Linked DNA regions of Homo sapiens: region 2 is linked to region 1. Evidence: chromatin contacts called from ENCODE Hi-C data. All regions are on one chromosome and are shown on one strand. Each heading gives the region's core, a stretch centred on a gene start or an enhancer-like site at or near the end of the contact. The rest is flanking DNA. Distances are from core to core; before and after follow the strand shown.

Region 1 (3,398 bases), core at 334-2,833:
CAAAACCCCGTCTCTACTAAAAATACAAAAAATTAGCCAGGAGTGGTGGTGCGTGCCTGTAATTCCAGCTACTCGGGAGGCTGAGGCAGGAGAATCTCTTGAACCCGAGAGGTAGAGGCTGCAGTGAGCCAAGATCATGCTACTATACTCCAGCCTGGCTGACAGAGTGAGACTCTATCTCAAAAAAAAAAAAAAAAAAGATGGCCAGACACCCCACTAATGAGGATTTAGAACCTCTATCTCTGCCCCGGGGTATGAGAACATAAGATAATCAGGAAAAGATCTATCAAGCTGAAGTGTGGTTGCCCAAACCCTCATCCACTCTACCCTCCAGGACCATGAGTGAGTGAGAGAGGATCAAGGAAGGGGTGCACATCCCCCATCCTTTGTCACTGTTCAATCATTCAAGCAAACCAAGATGATTTTCCTATGTACCTCTTTTCCTCCCAAGTTAAATGGAAATATGCTCCTCCCAATCCCACTAAAATCTGCAACATCTGTAAACAGAGAAAAACAGTATTTGCCACCTGGGTCTATCGCTTTGAAGTCCTGAGGGGCAGGAACACTGTTTTGTGTGTACTGAGGTCTCTTAGCAGAGTTGGCTGAGGAACTCTGTGCTAATGGTTAAGATCAGTCAGGATCATTTATTTGACTCAAAATGCCCTGAGAACAGATTGGAAGAAAGAAGGACAAAAGTCATCCAATCATAAATTTCAAATTGTGTCATGAGGAAAAAGCAATTGGGGCACGAGGAAGGTCACAGTGGTGCCTCTCTCAGAAAGGTAGGATGGCAGGAAGCGGGGATCTCGGACAGGTGCTCAGAATCCCAGGCGCAAAGTCTGAGGCGCTGGGCACTCTCTTTTCATTAGGCTGCAGCCTAACGGCACCTGTGGCTCTCCTTCCTCATCCCCACAGGCTGCCACAGGCATTGATCTCAGGTTATGAATTTCAAACTTGAAGGATTTGTACTTTGCTCCAAGGAAAAACGTTCTGTTAGGCCAGCAAATCAATAAAACCAACTACAGCAAGGAGGCTTCCTCCATCAGTCTCCAGAGAAGCATCAAGCTGCGCTTTCCTGCCTCAAACTAGAGCCTGAGGCGCATGCACCGTGGGGTTCACCACGCGATCCCACACCGCAGGCCCCAGGAGGAACTGCTCTGCTAAGTCGGGGCTCACTCTAGTACTAGGAAATACCGCAGGGGCCAGCAGTATTTATCCTGCAGTATAAATCCAGCAGTATTTATCCAGCAGTATTTATACCAGCAGCTGGTATCCTTAAACTGGTTACCAGCAGGCAAATTTCCCCTCAGAATGGCTCTTCCCCCCCAGCTGTCACAACTGCCCCTTCTCCTCCCCCTCCCCCACACAAATATTCCTTGCTCCCTCTCCCTCCACAACTGCCTCTTCTCCCCAACAACTGTCCCTTCCTACCCCGACACTACTGCCCCTTCTCCCCAGCACTCCTTCCCTCCTTCCCTCTGCCCCCGACACACACCTTGCCACGCTGACCCTCCCCTCCCTAGACCGACCGATGGGCCACTCTAAGAAGTTGCCCCTCGCAGCCCTCTCGGGCCGGCGTCTGCACGCGTCCCCATGGCAACCCCGGGCAGGGAGGGGCGAGTGGCCGGTGTGCGGCCCCTCGGAGCCCGCCTCCTCCGCGCAGGCGCCCTGGATCCCTGCTTCGCGGCCCCACCCCGCCCAGGTCTACCCCTCAGGGACCCAGGGCTTGAAGGCTCCGGGACTAAAGGAAAGTAGCCACATCTGGCGAGCCGAAGGGTGCGGGGGGCCTGGTGTCAGGACCCAGCTGGAAGGGCTGGGGCGAGAGACAGTGAGCCACCGCCCCGCAGGACATTGAAAAGGCAGGGAGAACCCAATCGCCCGACCCCGCGCCCAGGTCTGTGCGCCCCAGCCGGAACGGGTCCAGCAGATGGCGCCGGGCGCCAGGCCGGCGAGGGATATTCGCGATGTAGAAGGCGTTCCAGGATTTCCAGGCAGCCGTGGGTGCAGCTGGATCCGGGGGAAAAACCGGGCCTGGAGCACCCTTGCCCTCCTGCTCCTTCCCCCTTCTTAGTTCGGATTGGGGTCTAGGATTGCGGGGGGGCGGCGCGGGGCGGGGAAAGGGAGGGAAGACGGGAACTGGAGTTTTGGGAATCTGAGGATTGGCTTTCGAAGGCATCGCTGGTTTTTGGGGGGGATGAGAGGCGGGGACTCCCTGGGGAAGGTGACCGGGCCTGGGAGGGGCTTCGCTCTCCATAGGAACAAAGGCTGCGTCGTGAGAGAGGAGGCGAGAGGGGAGGGCTATGAGGGCCGGGGTACATCTCCGAGGGTGCCAGGGGGCGCTGCGGGCCGGGGCTGCTAGAAGGCGCCTGGAAGACCGCTGTACCTGGTGCCGGGAGGAGCTTTGGGGAGACCTGGGAAATACAGGGAGGAAGCCGAGTGGGGGGATGGGAAGGCGCCCTCCCTGTTTCCATCAATAGTGCCTAATTAAGACAAAGCCAGCAGCGAGCCCACTGATTACATTTCCATGAGGAGCGAAATTTATGACATTTTCTTTGCTGGATGAGGAGAAGAGAAGCTGGCACCTCAGTTCCCCCATTTTCTGTTTGGCGTTCACACCTAACAGATCTCATTATGCCAGCCTGGCACTACCAGGAGTGGCAGTCCCTGGTACTCCTGAAGAGCAAGTGGATTAACCACACCCTATCCCAGCGCTGACCTCACCCTCCCACCTACCGTATCTTTATTCCCAGAAGTGTCAACCCTTTCCCTCCCCCCGACCCCCAATAATTCCTCCTGCCCAGCCAGACTCCTGTTGCTGACAGCAGGAATGGAAGGAGAGGAGTACCGCCCACCCCAAAACCAGCTGCACAGCTAGCACAGCTAAGATGGAACGTGGAGGTGTTCCTCTAGCCAGATAGGCCATGGGTGGCAGACAGAGGTGATGTGGTTGGCCAGAACCCCTAGGGAAAAGTCCCAAAGGAGTGAAAATTTGCTGGAGGCGTGGGGTGGGGAGCCTCAGGGGCAAGGTTCATGGGTCCCTCGGGGAAAGGAACTTTGCACAGACCCCATTTCTTTTCTTAAACCCCCCTCCCCAACTGTGGCTGTGCCTACGGATCCCAGCCCCCCACATTATGCTAAATAGGTAATCAAACATCTCGCTTTGCTAATTACTGCTCAATCCGATTAAACGCTGCTGAAGCTCATCAACAGAGGTGGAGGTAGGGGGAAGGGACGAAGGCGGGGCAACCACAGCTAGCTATGATGGGGGTCTTTTCCCCAGGGGCTCTTCGGGGCTAGAGAAACAGCCAGGGTTGCAAGACCGTGTACATCCCAAAGGAAAGGGCAGAAGAGTTGTGACCTCGAGCCTCAGCCTTGCTGCACCTCCCAGCCACGGCCCT
Region 2 (3,152 bases), core at 370-2,869, 200 kb before region 1:
CAGACAATACCATTCAAAAGTTCTGAAATGTTTGCTTAAAAATGATGGTATACCTCCTCAAAAGAGATTACCCTCTAGGTTTTAACAATTTAGGTTTAAAAACCAGCTTTGCATTGCCTGTGATAGCTGGTAAATGCCATGGGTGTGGAGAAGCTCATCATGCACATATTGGTCAAGATGGATGGGTGTTGAAAATGTTGGGTACTGGCCGGGCGCGGTGGCTCACGCCTGTAATCCCAGCACTTTGAGAGGCCGAGGCGGGCGGATCACCAGGTCAGGAGATCGAGACCATCCTGGCTAACACATTGAAACCCCGTCTCTACTAAAAATACAAAAAATTAGCTGGGCGTGGTGGTGGGCGCCTGTAGTCCCAGCTACTCGGGAGGCTGAGGCAGGAGAATGGCATGAACCCGGGAGGCGGAGCTTGCAGTGAGCCGAGATGGTGCCACTGCACTCCAGCCTGGGCAACCCAGCAAGACTCCGTCTCAAAAAAAAAAAAAAAAGAAAAAAAAGAAAATGTTGGGTACTCAGAAGTTAATGTGAATTCAGTATAGGCTGGGGGCACAGGATAACAATAGTAGCTAATATAGTACTTACCTGGTGTTTTACTGTGTACTGGACACCATTTGAAGCACCTTACACATATAAGTTCATTCAGTCCTCATTATTATTATCCACATTTTTAAAACTAGGAAACCAAGGCCCAGAGAAATTAAGTAACTTGCTCAAAGTGTCACAACTAGTAAGAGGTGGAAGCTAGGATCTGAACTCAAGCCAGCTGGCTCTAGACTGTGTTATCACCCTCCATAACAGAACCTGGGCTGCAGGTCCAGGAGAGGAGGGTGAGGAGGCAGCTGTGTGTGGGTGTGGCACCATGAGGGGAATGTGGGTTGTGAGTACCATGTCCTGTTTACCAGTGGGAGAAGTCAGACCCCTGAGTCAGAACTTATGCTGGGGAGCTTTGCTGGGGCCATCACGATGTGTGGGTGTCCAGGCCTCCGGAAGGAAAGGATTCCCAGCATTCCTAAAGCCATGGTCCTGGCATCTAGGTCCCTCCTTAGGCTGAGATACCAGCTGAGAGTTAAGCAGTTTGGGGAGAATGAAGTTTAGGAAGCCAGCCTTACAAACAACACAGAGAGGTCATCTATAATGAGAATTGAGGGCAAAATCGATTCAAAGGCCCAGGGACCACTAAAGGTTGGGCAGAACGGGCCGTGTTTGGAAACTGGGTGGGATTGTGAAACTAACTGCGAGCAACTGAATAGGCGGAGGGGGCTTTAGAGACTTGTGCCAGTGACTGAGGGCTCAGGCGCAGAGAGAGACCCGGGGCTTTGTACATGGTAGAATTAAGGAGCGCTGGCGTTGCGTTGGGGGAAGAAGGAAAGCCCCACCCCGCTCCCCCGGGAGTAGGGAGGAATGGGTGCTTTGGCCCCCAGGGCTCCGGTCCTGGCATGGCCTGGGCCGCCTCCCCGACTCCATCATTGCTGTCATTCCCGGCCTCAAGCCTCCACCGCCCCCACACGTGCCGCCACAGGGAGCGGCCCGATCAAGGCGTGACGCTCCGAAGGGTGGGGCCTCACTTATTCCCCTATTTAAAGGGGAAAGAGGCCGCGGCGCCGGCCCCAGGACCCGACCCGGCCCCAGGAGAGTGTGCTCGTTCTGTTCACGGAGCTGGCCGCGTTAGCGACGTCCTCGAGTCCGCGGCGGGCACGATGCAGCTCTTGGTGAGGGTACCCTCTCTTCCGGAGCGGGGCGAGCTGGACTGCAACATCTGCTACCGTCCTTTCAACCTCGGGTGCCGCGCGCCCCGCCGCCTGCCCGGAACGGCGCGCGCCCGCTGCGGCCACACGATCTGCACCGCCTGCCTCCGCGAGCTGGCGGCGCGCGGGGACGGCGGCGGGGCGGCCGCGCGCGTGGTGCGCCTGCGCCGCGTGGTCACGTGCCCCTTCTGCCGCGCGCCCTCGCAGCTCCCTCGCGGCGGCCTCACGGAGATGGCTCTTGACTCGGACTTGTGGTCGCGATTGGAGGAAAAAGCGCGGGCCAAGTGCGAACGAGATGAGGCTGGGAACCCGGCCAAGGAAAGCAGCGACGCTGACGGAGAGGCGGAGGAAGAAGGGGAGAGCGAGAAGGGGGCGGGGCCTAGGAGTGCTGGGTGGCGCGCGCTCCGGCGGCTCTGGGACAGGGTCCTGGGGCCTGCGCGGCGCTGGCGGCGTCCGCTGCCTAGCAACGGTGAGGGGCTGCCCGGGGAGGATGCAGGGGAGAGAGCGCCGAGGAATACCGAGGTTCGTTGGCATGCTCCTGCTGCCACTAACCCTTCTTCTTTCCCCCAGTGCTCTACTGTGCGGAGATCAAGGACATTGGCCACCTGACCCGTTGCACGTTGTAACCGAGGAACTCGGAAGCTACAGCCGAAGGAAGGTGGGAGCTGCAGCCTCGCGGGGGCTGATGTCAAGACTACTCTCTCTCAGATCCCAGGATTGGCATGTGATGAGAGAGATGAGCCGAAGGCAGGAGGGAACGCCCTGGGAGGTGTTGATGCTGAGTTGGGGAGGCTCCTAGACGAACTCGCCCCCATCTACTGACTGTGCCAGTCTTACATTTTCAGGATGGAGTGGCCAAGGGATGATATAAACAAAGCCTACGTTACCGTGGGAAGAAGACAGACTGTTTTCTTAGCTGGGACGTTGGCTTTTGTCCAGGGTGGCTCTGGTGTGTGGGAGCAACAGGTCCCATTTTAGCAATTCTTTGTCAATGGTTTGAATTTTTTTTTTTTTTAAGATGGAACGGGAGAGAAGAGGCTAATTTTCGCGTCATGTTAATCTCACTTCTCTGGCATGTAAGGGTGCTGGTATGCCTGCTGTCTCCCCACTCCCAGTTCTGTGTTCCAGAAATTGAGATGGCTCCCTGCCTGTGACTATGATTAGGAGCCTTGCTTCATTTCAGAATCTCCCTTCAACCTGCTAGGGCAGGTATCAGAAATTCCAAAGGGCATTTATGTGAGGCACCTAATTAGAGCCTATCAAAGTAGGAAGGGAGAGCCATTTGAAAGGCATCATATTTCAAACTTTTGCTATTATCTGTGTTATCTTTACAGTCACGGGAACACACTAGCGCTACTGAAAAGATACTTATACAATTTTAAGTGTCTTTAA

The links. A loop is a pair of places that touch in the nucleus more often than their neighbours do. Pooled maps may share reads with other maps.
Region 2: a loop to region 1 is called in a pooled map, with 2.3 times the contacts of the local background. The contact joins the promoter of RNF227 here to the promoter of DNAH2 in region 1. A Hi-C loop is called at or near these places in 1 of 50 pooled maps.

What each region holds. Positions count from the first base shown.
Region 1 is chr17:7,715,929-7,719,326 of GRCh38, reverse strand. DNAH2 (dynein axonemal heavy chain 2) reads right to left here and starts at 1,583. Exons shown (of 86, transcript NM_020877.5): 1 at 528-1,583.
Region 2 is chr17:7,914,756-7,917,907 of GRCh38, reverse strand. RNF227 (ring finger protein 227) reads left to right here and starts at 1,619. Exons shown (of 2, transcript NM_001358699.2): 1 at 1,619-2,229; 2 at 2,331-3,152. The coding sequence starts at 1,713. The coding sequence ends at 2,386. RefSeq lists a silencer at 1,680-1,989 and an enhancer at 1,968-2,901.